Regions from separate parts of the Mus musculus genome. Here region 2 is linked to region 1. Evidence: chromatin contacts called from ENCODE Hi-C or POLR2A ChIA-PET data. All regions are on one chromosome and are shown on one strand. Each heading gives the region's core, a stretch centred on a gene start or an enhancer-like site at or near the end of the contact. The rest is flanking DNA. Distances are from core to core; before and after follow the strand shown. Region 1 holds the start of Ctnnbip1 (catenin beta interacting protein 1). Region 2 holds the start of Tmem201 (transmembrane protein 201).

Region 1 (7,172 bases), core at 3,827-6,326:
GAAGACTACAGGTGTGAGCCACCATGCTCATCTCTGTTTACTATAATTTTTGCTAGTTAATAAGTTGTTATGACTAAATTTTATTATTTAACTTGTTTGTTTGTCTGCATATATATATATATATATACATATATACACATACATACATATATATACATACATATATATACACACACATATATACACACATATATACATATATGTGCATATACATATATACACACACACATATATGTATTATATGTGTGTATACATACACATATGTGTATATGTGTATATACACATATATGTATGTGTGTATATATATGTATGTATATATATTAATTTTGGTTTCTTGAAACAGGGTTTCTCAAAACAAGGTTTCTCTGGGTAGTCTTGGCTGTCATGAAACTAGCTCTGCAGACCAGGCTGGTCTCAAACTCACAGATACCCACCTGTCTTTGCCTTTCAAATGCTCCCAGTCACTACTGGGTACATTTAAATTGTTTTTAGCAAATCCAACACTACCAACAGTGCATTTAAATTTTTTAAAAAAGATTTATTTATTTTATGTATACAAGTACACTGTAGTTGTCTTTAGACACACCAGAAGAAGGTATCAGATCACATTGCAGATGGTTATGAACCACTATGTGGCAGCTGGGAATTGAACTCAGGACTTTTGGAAGAGCAGTCGGTGCTTTTAACCGCTGAGCCATCTCTCCAAGCCCTTTAAATTTTTTTAAAAACTGGTTTACCCGCTCCTTTTGTGGCACTGGGGTCAGACTCAGTGCTTGTCCATGCTAGGCAAGCACATGGCCTCAGAGGTACATCTCAGCCTATGTTTATGTTACTTTCTTGTCTACTTAAGGAAGGGCTTATTTTAATGTGTGGCTGAAGAGTCCACCCTGATGGGGAGGCCCGACAGTGGGGCTGGGGGGCGGCTGCTCACATCACAGCTGCCGGCAGGAAGCCGAGAGATGGATGCTGGTGTCCAGCTTGCTTTCTCCTTTTTATGAGCCTGGGAATGCAACCCGTGGGGTAATGCTGCCCACATTTAATTCACCTCATCTAGTTAATAGCGTGTAGACATGCCCACAGATGTGTCTCCAGGGTGAGTTTAGGCCCTGTCATATTGACAGTTAATATTAACCATCACTGTCAGAGTCTAGCATTCTTGTTCTGCTTCGGAGTTTGTTTTGAGCTATGTAATGGCGGTGCCCATCCTGGCACTGGGCTTGTGTCCTTCCTGCTCCTCAAGAGAGACTGTCAGAACTGACAAATGTCCCTTACTTCCTAGGCATAGGGTGGAGCCAGAGATAACCTAAAGTAATTCTGCTGCCTAGAAATGCCCATTGCCCAACTCTGAACTCCTGGGGTCACTCCGAGGCTGACTTGTGTTGATAAATTTACTGTAATTTTGAACCCTAAACACATAGAGAGATGGCTCGTGGTTAGGAGCACTGGCTGTTCTTGCAGAGGATCAGGGTTGGGTTCCCAGCACCCACATGGCAGTCATTTGTAGTTTCAGTTCCAAGGGGCCCAGTGCCCTCTTTTGAGATCTGAGGGCACCACATGCACATGGTGATTAGACACACAGTCAGGCCAACACTCAGACACACAGTCAGGCCAACACTCAGACACACAGTCAGGCCAACACTCAGACACACAGTCAGGCCAACACTCAGACACACAGTCAGGCCAACACTCAGACACATAAAACCAAATAATTAAAACTAAAAAATACATATGAAAACTTGGGAAAACTCAGAAGTAGCCATTCTTTCTCTCCAGCACATGTAGTCTTCTGCATTTCCTTCCCGCTCGGTCCTTAAGCATCTTTATGAGAACATAATCCACACTCTTCCATCTCGACTAGCAAGCAACACCAACAGTTTTTATTGATTTGCGTAAACATGAGTATTTCTAGAAAAACACTGTGATCGTGTGCTTCTGCATCTGTGTGTTCGCTGGGAAACCTGAAGGCCCCACTGGGAAGCTGTAGTCCTGGCAAATATTTGAGCCTTTGCTCCAGGCACAGTGCCTTCGGGACACTGTTGGAGATCCAGTCATGAGTAAGGCATATGCAAGGCCTTCGAGGATTCATAATCCTCATGGCAGCTCACCACCATGTCACTCAGGTATGACTAAGGTGCAGTTTGTGGAATCAAGAGTACTGAGCAGCCCGGCAGTGGTGGCGCAGGTCTTTAATCCCAGCACTTGGGAGGCAGAGGCAGGCAGATTTCACTTTGATGTGACTGTGAGGCCTGGCCTACATAGTGAGTTCCAGGGCAGCCAGGGTTATACAGAGAAACCCTGTCTCGAAAAAACCGGAAAAAAAAAAAAGGAACAATCTGAGCATTTCAGATATAAGGGTAATGTTTTAAAATGTCTATGGCGAGAGGCGGGGTGGTTGGTAGTTGAATCCTCAGCACCCACATAAAAGCTTGTAATCAAAGAGCTGAGTAGGCAGAGCCCTGGGGCTTGCCAGTCTCGCTGGTCTACTCTTAATTAATTAAAAGAATATTTTTAACATGTTTGAATGGAGGTACTCTGTGTGGATGGATAATGCTGCTTCCAGAAGCTGTAAGTCTTCAGTGGAGGTGTGAGCCTCTCTCTGTGAACTGGTGGCCAGGGAGCCACGGAGGCTTCAAAACAATGGAGGCGCCATTGCGTGGTACTGCTCTTGATCACCTACCTGCTGCCTTGCTGAAGACACCACACACTAGGGATGCTGCACACAGTCACATCAAAGTGAAACCAAGGCAGCGGCTTTCTGCCTTGTGGCTAGCAAAGTGTCACAAGGTGCTTGCTATGCAGGCTGCTGCTTGATGAGAGAACTCATCAAGAGGCTGGCGAGCTGGCTCAGTGGTTAAGAACACCAGCTGCTCTTCCAGAGGACCAGTTCCCAGCACCCATGTGGCAGCTCACAACTGTCTGTAACTCCAGTTCCAGGGGGTCCAACACCCTCACACATGAAGGCAAGACACCAATACATATGAAATAAAGATAAATAAGTCATTAAAGGAAATAAAAAAACCCAGGAAGTGTTCCTCAGCTTCAGGACTAATGAGAGAAACTAACTTACTCAAAAAAACAAACACAAACAAACAAAAACAAAAAAAAAACCAAAAAAATAGAATAAGGCAAAAAGAAAACCAGAAGATACTAGACTTTGACTTTTGACCTCCACACAGATGTACACATACAAACAACATGCACACATTTAACTGTTGTGTAGCAGTTCCCTCCAAGATGAAAACCTTCTGTCTTTGAAGGAAGGTCCTTTAAACACAGATGTTAAAGGGAAGACAAAGGGACTGTATTTTTTTAAGGAAGATAAAACATTCCATCCTATAGCTAAACTTACTAAACTCAGGAGGTAAACAATTCAGTGGCTTCAGGAAGTTCCTGAAATTGACCAGATTCACTAGCCCCCTTCCTTTCCAAGCAATAAAGCCGACTGAACTACCTAGAAGAGGCATGGACCAACCAAGCTACAGGGCAAGGACATTTTCCAACCTGCTGTGCTACCTATGGACTGTGCAGTGTGTTTCAGGTTCCCAGCTTTTGTCACTCATGCTAGGGTGGACTTTGGTGACACAATCGTCTTTGAGTCATTTCTGTTCTTGTAACTTCACCCATACTCCTATAAGTCACACCAATAAAATTCATAGGTTTACCAAGTTGGATTTTGGTAGAGTTTTGGTCTGCAGTTGGCTCCCTGTCTGAGGTGAGTAGATGTTTGCTCTCCCCAGGCATAGTCATATAACAACAACACACAAGAGTTTACAAGCTGGGTATGATGGCGCACGCCTTTAATCCCAGCACTTGGGAGGCAGAGCCAGGCAGATTTCTGAGTTCGAGGCCAGCCTGGTCTACAGAGTGAGTTCCAGGACAGCCAGAGCTACACAGAGAAACCCTGTCTTGAAAAAAACAAACAAACAAACAAAAAAACAAAAACAAACAAAAAAAAAAACAAACACAGTTTACTGTATTTTTAAGGTTTTAGTTTTTGTCATTTAAAATTCTATTTTTACTATGGAATGCTTCACAGATCTGTGTGTCATCCTTGTGCCAGGCCCATGCTGATCTCTGTATTGTTTCAATTTTAGTATGTATGCTACCGGAATGAGTACCATTTTTAGTTTTTAAATTTATTTATTCAATTGATTTTTATGTGTGGATGCCTGTTGTATGTATACCATGGGTAGGTGCCCATGGACACTAGCAGAGAGTATACTCAGCTAAGAGCTCTTGCTGCTTCTGTAGAGGACCAGAGTTCAGTTCCCAGCCCCACATGGTTGCTCGCAACTGTCTGTAATTCGTTTCAGGGAATCCATGCCAAGGCATTAGACATACATGTGGCACACATACAAACATGGAGGCACACACATAAATTTTTCAAAAATAAATTGGAAATGATACCACTCTTAAGCATTCATGTGCCTTTAAACTAAAAGCAATTTGCCGAAAATGAACAATTTTCCCCTTTCAACCTCTCCAGATACAGCAAGACTGCCGGTAGAAAGATTTTAATCACAGAGGCCCTGGGCACTCTGGATTTCACAGACCCCAGGCTAGGCCCCAAATTCAAGAGCAGACCTAACTGTTCCAAGATACCACGCCCACGCCACTAAATAGTCTGCAACCTCTTCCATTTCATTCTTTCTGGGGTTCTGGGTCAAGTGGCCTCAGTGAAAATTCTACCCTATATGACCCCTCACTCTAGCCTCGCCTGCTCCTCCCCTGGGTTCTCAGTACAGACAGAGCCCCTACCCACCCACCGCGAGACCCCGCCCACGAGCCTCTGGTCCCGCCCTCAACCAGAGATGACCAATGAGTTGTCCTTCTCGTGTTGAGGCTCAGGGTTCCGCCCTCCAGCAAGCAGCCCGCCCCAAAGGTGTGTTAACCAATGCCTGTTCCTTTCCCGCTCTAGGGGCTCCACCCCTTCAGGCCCCGCCCCTCAGGGTACCTCCCTCTGGGGCGTGGTCGGCGCCGCGCCTCCGCCGCGCGCGCGGAGCCTGATGCCGCCCCCCTCCGCCGGTCCCTCCTCCGGCAGCCTGGCGCCTCCCTCCCTCCCGGCCGCGGTGACTCACGGAGAGGCGGAGGCTGAGGCGGCCGCTCCTGGTGCTGCTGCCGCCGCCGCGGCTGCTTCTCCGGCTGAGCGCGCCCCGGAACAGGCCGCCGCGCTCCGGACCCGCAGCCCCCGGCGCCGCGCGTTCGGGCGGCCCAGGTAAGCGCGAGGCCGGGCCGCGACCGCAGCATGGGGGCCGGCGCTGCGCCGGGACGCGGGGGAGCCGCCGGCCCTTTGTCTCCCGGGGAGGGGCCGCGGAAGGCACCTTCGACCCCGCAGAGACCCACCGGGCCGGCTCCGCTGGCGCGGCGCCCTGGGCCTGGACCCGTCGTCCCCACCACACCCGGCGCTGCTACCTCCCGCCGCAGACCACCCTGCTGCCTTCCTCCCTTTCTCTTGGGGGTCTCCTCCACAGGTGTCCCAGTTGCTCACCCCTCTGGGCCCGCGTGCTTGTCATCGTCTGTCCACCCTCCTGGTCCCATTGCCCTGTCTCTTCCTCACCTTACCGCACCTCTTTCCCAGCATCCTGACTCTCCATGTTTCCCTTCCTAGATGCTGCCAAGGTCTGTCTGTCCGCCCAGCTGCCCTTCCTCCCTTTCTAGTTTAAATGCACCGTCCGCTCCCCTGATTCCACCTCTCCTTGGTGTTTTTGGAAGGTACATGTGAGAGACACATGTCTCACCTTCGCAGGGCACTTGGGAACGTGAGCCTGCAGATTAACCACTCGGACCTCCAAATTGCATGTATCCCCTCCTTTTTGCCACCCCTATCAAGGTTGCACTTCCCTTTTCCGTGAGCCTGGAGCTCTGGACACTTTACCTGCAGAGGCCCTGCAGCCTTTGCATGCTTCTGTGTATGGAACTTGACTTAGGAGTAACTCTGCCGGTTAGCTCATGGGAAGGCCCAAGGGGATCAAGAGTTTTATGAATAATGAGACGTGCGGCTTGCAGCACTTTCTATCTGAGGATCTAACTATGCTCTAGCTGTTAATTATTCTGTCTCCTGTCACTTACAGATCCAAAGGAAGTGTGCCTAGATAACTGCTGGGTAAACTGAGGCACAGAGTATGTTGCTGTGGGATCTGGAGGCAAGTCAGTTTGTCTTGAGATTTAGTTCTCAAGTGGCTTCTGGCTTCTTGGCTTCTGGCTCGCTCCTACCACCACCAGGCTCTTGTTCCTGGCTGGAAACCCTGTGATAACTGATCTCTGCTGCCATGAAGGTGTCTGGAGACGCCAGCACTTCCTTGGATTCAAAGCAGGACTTTGAATCACAAATAAAGGTGCCAACTGTTCAGTGCCAGTGTGTCACTCATGGCTTCCTGGTAGAGCCAGTGTGGTCCATGAGGACAGACAGAAGTTACCTCTGTGAGATGGAGATCCATTCATGCCTTCCATGCTCTGGGGCTTAAACAGTCCTTGCCTTCTGGGAGATGGCAACCAAGGAAGGAAAGAGCACAGATAATAACTGAGTAAAGAAATAAGTGGCTGAAACCATTAGGTGCTATGAAGGGGCCAGAACACTAGGAATCTATGGAACAAGAGGTCATCCTGACCCTCTCGAAAAGGGGAAAGGAAGGAAGAGTCTAGGTGAGAAGAATATATTGTGTAGGGTATGATACATTATCCAAAAGAGTTAGAAGCCATTAGAGTGAATTGAACAGAAAGATACTAATTAACACATGGTCTAGGTTTTAAAAGATTGTTCTGAGCAGGAAGGTAGTGGCACGTGCCTTTAATCCCAGCACTCGGGAGGCAGAAGCAGGCAGATCTCTGTGAGTTCGAGGCCAGCCCGGTCTACAGAACAAGTTCTAGGACAGCCTAAGTGACATAGAGAAATCCAGTCTCAAAAAAGAAAAATAATATAAGTGAACAAATGATTGTTCTGTCAGCCATGAAGAGACAGGGTTGTGGGGGAGGGGGCGTTGGAGGTGGAGGCAAAGGTGCTTGTCGACTGACCGCTGAGCTTGCCCAACTAGAGATGGTAATAGAAGGAAGGAAGTAGAATCAGTGTGTCCCCATTACTGGATGCAGGAAACTGGGAAGTAACACTCTGAGGAACAGCCTCTGAAAGTCTGCTGTACAGAGCGTCTCCATCTGACTTCCGCTCAGGTTGAGCT
Region 2 (6,823 bases), core at 2,395-4,894, 220 kb after region 1:
TGGTCCATGACCAAGCCTAGGTCATATTCATCGCCATGGGTGGGTGAGGGACCTGGAAGCCATCTCTCCAACTGGTCACTGTCATGTTCTACTCTTGGGATGCTGAAGGGAACCCAAGGGAGCCTCCATAGATTGATCCTTCGAAGGGGCCAGGGGCAACTGCATGCCTGGTATCCCCTCCATGAGATCTGAACGCACACAGCAGGAAACAGGAACACGTGTCTCTGGTGATGTTTTCTCCATCAGCCTAGGACACTTAGGAAAAGCAAAACCCCTGCCCCACACCTCAGCATAGGTAGCTACTTCAAATTCTTTGGCCCAGGAACCAATCAGGGCCCATGTTACGTCACACAGGAGACACTGGGTGGGCTTAGTTCGTGGGGTGCTGAGTCTGTGGGGGACCAATGTGCCTATCTCTTCCTAAGGAGCCTGACGGCCAAGCTTAGTTTCCTGGGTCCAGGGAAAGCTCAGCCTCACAGGATGCTCCGTCTCTGCTCTTCCAAGTATGACCTCATCTAGGAGGAAGAGTACACCCCGGGCTTCAATGGTAGCAGCAGGGCTGAGTGCAACTCTGCACAGCCTGGACCAAGGAGATCCCATCTCCAGCTTAATCTCAAAGCAGCAATGTTATCCACAGCAGCAGAGAACCCCCAAACTGACCCCTCAGGGGACACAGCCAGCCCTGGACGGACACATGCCCATCCATCACACACACTCAGTCCATCAAGAACCATGCAAAGCTTTCAGAGAGGACATCTGAGCAAAATGCACCGCCTGACTGTGACACAAGAACCACAATTCACAGGAGTGGCAGGGAACAGATGCCATTAGGGCTGGCCACCAACATGCAGGGCATATGCTGCCACCCAGAAACAGGTGCCCTCAGCAGCAGGGTAGAAGGCAAGAGAGGACCAACTAAAATGCACACATCAAGTGGCCACTCAACGGAGCAGGCAGCTCAGACCAGCGAGTGCTGAGGTGAGCTTAGACAAAGGAGTACCCACCAGAGGGCCTCTGAGTGCTGGGACAGGCTCTGCGCTACACCTGAGAGAGGGTATACATATGTATCCTCATCTCCAAACGCAGAAACTATGATCTCAATAAACACAGATGCCACAGGCTGTGAAAGTGGGACAGTGATGGGTGCTAAAACCCAAAGTGCAGTGTGCAAAGGGACATCTTGTCACACAGGAGTGGCAGCATGAAGAGTAGTGGATGCACAGGAGTGGGATGTGGGACCTCTACCCCAGACCCCAAGGTCCGGGGCAGCCACTCTGGCTGGTGTGGCAGTGTGGGTGTGAAACAGGGCTCCTCCACCTACAGCTGGTGATGCAGAGCATCCCTCCAGGCTCTGTTTTCCCAGCTGCGAAATGGACAGAATAGCAGCACCTGCCTCATTGGAGCAGCTCCTGAATGACAGGTGCTCTGTGCATGTCACCTGCACAGGAATGGCAGCTGCTCTCATTCTTACAGTAACTGGGACAAGAAAACTCCATGGGTAAGGTGGCGGGGTGGCTGGCTTTGGGCTCTAGATAACTTCTCTGCAACCACTTTGGCCAGTTTTAAAACTCAGGAAGGGCTGACCTGAACGCAGAAACATTTTCTTCACACGGCTCCCAAAGCCTGGCCCTATGCCATCTCTGTGATTAGCTTGAAAACACCCACTCCCCTAAAGGCTTTCCAAAACCAAGTTCCTGCAGGCCCTCCTCTGGCATATTCAACCCCCATTCTTCACCACAGCTGATTCCTGCCTGCCACAGCTTCCCCTCCAGGGAAGGGGAAAGAAAGCTGCAGCCTCTTGCTAAGTGAGGCTTGCTTCAGAACTGTGAGAGGCCAATTCACCTGCACATGAAACCCAGACCTCATAAAGACAGTCACCCGAGACCCCGTGCTCTGACCAATCAGCAGCAGTAGTCCAAACATGGTCCAAACCTTCACAGTCTGGTGTCAGTATGAAAAAAGCATGAAGGGGTTTTTGGCTGCTCCTGAAAGAAATAACACGTCCCACCGGGCGTGGTGGTGCACGCCTTTAATCCCAGCACTTGGGAGGCAGAGGAGGTGGATTTCTGAGTTCGAGGCCAGCCTGGTCTACAGAGGGAGTTCCAGGACAGCCAGGGCTACACAGAGAAACCCTGTCTCGAAAAAAACAAGCAAGCAAACAAACAAACAAAAAAAACAACAACAAAAAGAAATACATGTCCCACACACACCTCACCAAGAACTCAGATTCCTGTCTCTAGCAGAGGCAAGGCATTCGTTGGCAGGACAGGAAGGGTGACAGGCAGCCAGTCCTGGCCACAACAAGTCCCACTCTGCTCTTTTGGCCAAATGCCCTGAGCTGGCAGAGGCAGCCAGGAGATGCCTGGCTTTTGGGACAAGCTCTGCTTGGCACATGAACAGACTGCCCAGGCTCCCCTAGGCCCAGGTAACGAGGGACTGCTTTGGGTTGGCTGATCTTAAGCGGTCCCTCTGACTCCCAAAAACTGGGTGGGAACAAGACAGGAAGCTTGGGTTGAGATCTAGAGTCAGGCACTCTCTCAGCCCCCCGGGATGTGGCCCCCTCTTTCAAACACAGCTGACATCCATCCCCTCCTTAGGTGCCGCTGACTCACCTACCTCTAACAACTTTTGCCTGCCCTCTCCTGCAGAAGAAATGCAGGGTTAAGGAGGGCGACCTATCACCCTGATTGCCAGTTCAAACCATAGCTCCTTGTCATCCAGCGACTAGGGTCAAGTCCCGAGCACTGCACATCCCCGGCTGTCCCAAAGAGGCTCCCACGAATGCGTGTATGTTCCTATCCTCGGGAAATGTGATCAGGTGAGCTATTCCTTCACGCTGCTGGAGAAACGACTCCATTCTGGGGTTTGACCACGGCAAGCTTGGAGTACTGGGGTCTGCGTGGTCTCTGAGCCATGACAGGCCAGGGTATTGATCCCAAAGCCCATCCGTGACATGTGTCCAAGGAGTACAGCGTACACCTCTGAGTGGACAAGTTCCTTAAATGTGTGGAGCGCAGGCTCCTGCCTCAGGCTGCTACTGCTCACACGTGCCTTCTAAGTACTCAGCTCCAAGGCTTCTCCGGGGGAAAGCTTACGCGAGGAATGTTATTGCTATCGCATACAGACCATCAAGCGCCAGCTCTCATCCTCCTAACCGATGGGCGGCAGAGGCCCAGCAGGGCAGTCCAGCCAGGAGCACGGGCCTCGAAGGGAGGAGCAAGCAGCAGCCCCCTCCCCCAGCCACGGTCGGCGGCTGCTCCCCGACGAGGCTTTTAGGGGGTGAGGGCAAAGGCGGTGGCGGAGAATGCGTCCCGCATTCGCGAGCAGGCCTGGTCCGCCCCTAGGACTCCGCCGTGGCCTCGCGGGGGCGGGGCGGCGGCCCGGGCCGCGTGCAGCGGGGCGCGCACTCACCTCCGCGCAATCCGGTAGAGCACCACGCCGGCGGCAGCGCACGCCGTGACCCCGAGGCCGCCCGCCAGGCCGGCGGTGGGGCAGCTAGCCAGCAGCGCGCTCACTCCCTCCATGGCTTCCGGGCCGAGTCGGTGGGCAAGGGGCGCGGGCCGCAAAAGAGACTCCCAGCGGCCCGCGCGCTCCAGCTCGCGCCGTGACCTTCGCCGCTTTGTAGCCGGCGCGAGCCCGCCCCTTGACTCGGCGCGCTCCCGCCGCGCAGCCAATCGCGGCGCGGGGCGAGCCTGAGTGGGCGGGGCGCCTACGGAAGCCCTCGGCACTGGCTCGGACGCGCCCCCCAGCGTCCACAGTTGCAAAGCCACTCTCTAGAGCTGGAAGGAGTCCCGCCTGCGCCTGCAGCCTGCGCACGCATGCATTTGCAGGTCCTAGTGCTGCTACCTTAACGCTAATCCTTGCCAATGCTTTCTCCACTTAGTCCTGCTTTCCTGGCGTTGGGCTAAAGTCGGTCTGTGCCGCTTCAGACGCCACAGTGGTTGAAAATTAGCTTGCACAAACACAAACGTCCAAAGACGGAAACGAGGTTAAATAATCACAGGATAGCATGTTTCGGAACATAATGCAGCCATTAGAGTGAATGGCTAAGGTGTGTGTGTGTGTGGGGGGGGATTGGTCCTGAAGGGATTATCCTTTTTTTTTTCTTTAGTCGAATGTAGATGATTTTCATAGTTGCCAAGTTTGATGAAGTCTGTGCACTTCAAATAGATTACCTCGGGGAGTGAGATGGAGGGAAGAGCCACTTACAGGCGTGCTTCAGCATTTACGTGAGCTAAATTAGGGATCAAGAAAAACTCACTGAGGCTTGGTGATGCACGCCTTTAATCCCTGTGGAGGTAGGCGGATTTTTGTAAATTTGAGGTCAGCTTGGACTACACAGTGAGTTCCAGGTCATCAGGCAATCCATGGGCTAGTAGGTAGGTCCTGTCCTAAAACAAAACAAAATAAAACAAAACATCTCTAGCAAGAAATATTTATACCAGGTTGGGCAGATGTTGTGGCACAAGCCTTTGATTTCTTTAAAAAAAAAAAGGTCAAAAAATTATGGGGCATGGTGGTGCACACCTTTAATCTCAGTACTTGGGAGGCAGAGGAAGGCAGATCTCTGTAAGTTCAAGGCCACCCTGGTCTACAGAGCAAGTTCCAGGACAGACAGGACTCTGATACACAGAAAAACCGTGTTTTGAAAAACAAAACAAAAACAAAACAAAAACAAAAATCTAAAAAAAGTTTATCTCTAATTACATACTATGTTTCTGTAGAATACCCCACCAACACACACACACACAATTTTATGAGTGTCTCTTTTTTTTTAAAGATTTATTTATTTATTATATGTAAGTACACTGTAGCTGTCTTCAGACACTCCAGAAGAGGGCATCAAATCTCATTACGGATAGTTGTGAGCCACCATGTGGTTGCTGGGATTTGAACTCAGGACCTTCAGGAAGAGCAGTCGGGTGTTCTTACCTGCTGAGCCATCTCATCAGCCCCTATGAGTGTCTTTAAGATCAAGTTCTCTGTGGGCAATGATGGCTTGAGGGTCACTGTAATAATCTCTCGCTTTTGTTGGCAGCTCACCTGTCCACATGTCACCAGTCAGGAAGGAAGGAGCAGGTTGTGTGCAGGGAATCAATGTAAAAGCCTGGAAGGTGTCGCTTGTACATCAGAGACAAGACCTTTCCCATCCTCCTTTTGCTTTCTATTAGCTCTGAGTGTGCCTAGAGTGCACTGGCTCACACAATGCATGGCCACGCCCACACATCATTCACTTTCTGGATCGGATGCCTTGAGTTCCAGGAAAGGTCTCCAGCAGATAGCTGTTGTCTAAGAGCTTCCTGAACATCACTCACACCATCTTAGGCACCGCATGACTATTGGCATCTCTAAGTCTTAGGCAAAGGGAAGGAAAAATGATTTCAGATCCAGATTTCAGACTCAGAACTCATCCAAGTCCCATGTGTTTAGGTTTTGGTGTCCAGCTGGCGAAGTTCCTGGAAGGTGACACAGGTAGAAACTTTAAAACTAAATAACACAAAACCACCAAAACAGAAAATCTCACCTTTTATGATGCCTGGTACCTACTGAAGCCAGAGAAGTTATTGGGTCCGCCCTAGAACTGGAGGCTGATGGTTCTCAGTCATCTTGTGGGGTTCAGAACTTGAACCCATATCCTCTAGAAGGAAAGCCAGTGTTCTTAACATATGAGCCATTTTTCTAGCCCCAAGTGGTAAAAACTTAAGAGGCAAGGCCTAGTCGTTAGTCACTGGGGTTGTCTTGCAGGGGACTGTGGGAGTTTAGTCTCTCATTTCTGCTTCTAGGACACTAGATGGCTTTGCTGTGCTGTATACCTGATATCATGAGCTGTGTCTCCAGAGGCCCCCAAACAATGGCTCAATCAATCATGGACTAGAACTACTCACTCAGCTAAAGCAAACCTCTCCACCTTTTAGACTGACCACCTCAGGCATTAGCTACCAGCCTTGAGTTAGAACATTCACCACGCTTTATGGCTTCCTGGCTCTCCTTAATTCATGCATCCAGTGGGTGGGACACACATTCCTGTAGGCCAGCCGAGTCATTGAAAGGTGGCCATGTACAGTTGGCCTCACTGCTGACAAGGCTGCCTGAGTTACTTATATGGGGAAATACCTGCCCCCTTGGGCCATGCTTGGCGGGTGCCTGGATGAAGCGAGGGCTGTTAAAGGCAGAACTGTATGCTTGCGCACATAGATGTACACATGAGGCCTATTTAGAGGTAACAGACTGAGACGCCTTGCTGCTCTGATTGGCCCAGCTTCGATTCATGCAAGTAACAGGCAAAACACTCATACACATAAAATCATAAATCTAAAAAAGTTATAAAAATGAATCTGTAGGGAAGGGTGTGGTGAAACGTGTCTTCAATACCAGCACCCAGGAGGGAGAGGCAGGTAAATCTCTAAATTTGAGGCTATCCTGTTTCAAAAAAAAATGTATTTTCCCCGTGAACTGAACTTGGGAATGAATGAATGATGGGATTTCTTTCCCCACAGCTCCAGTGATCTTTTCTCCTTCAAATCCAGCAGCCTCCTTCCCTTCCTCTCCAGCCTGCTCCCTTTCCATTCTGGATATTGAAGTTTTTCTGTTTTTTCAGTACCTTGGTGAGCCTGGTGGTGCTGGCACATGCCTTTAATCCCAGCACTTGGGAGGCAGAGACTGAACTGAGTGAGTTCTAGGACAGCCAGGGCTACACAGAGAAACCCTGTCTTGGGGACAGGGAGGAGGAAGAAATGAGGAAATATTAACTTAATGCCCTGGTGTAGGGAAAGCAGAAAATTTACTTATAGTAGCTCATATAAAATGTATTTATTGGGAAGAC

Evidence for each region. A loop is a pair of places that touch in the nucleus more often than their neighbours do. ChIA-PET counts read pairs that join two places held with the same protein, here RNA polymerase II (POLR2A).
Region 2: a map of gastrocnemius shows a loop between it and region 1 (4-fold over the local background). The contact joins the promoter of Tmem201 here to the promoter of Ctnnbip1 in region 1. A Hi-C loop is called at or near these places in 1 of 37 maps with a recorded cell type or tissue (gastrocnemius). POLR2A ChIA-PET finds 5 or more read pairs at or near these places in 1 of 5 experiments (embryonic stem cell).

Annotation. Positions count from the first base shown.
Region 1 is chr4:149,513,165-149,520,336 of GRCm38, forward strand. Ctnnbip1 (catenin beta interacting protein 1) reads left to right here and starts at 5,077. Exons shown (of 5, transcript NM_023465.4): 1 at 5,077-5,215. Gm24381 (a small nuclear RNA gene) reads right to left here and starts at 4,118; the gene lies at 4,015-4,118.
Region 2 is chr4:149,734,424-149,741,246 of GRCm38, forward strand. Tmem201 (transmembrane protein 201) reads right to left here and starts at 3,645. Exons shown (of 11, transcript NM_001284270.1): 1 at 3,412-3,645. The coding sequence starts at 3,524.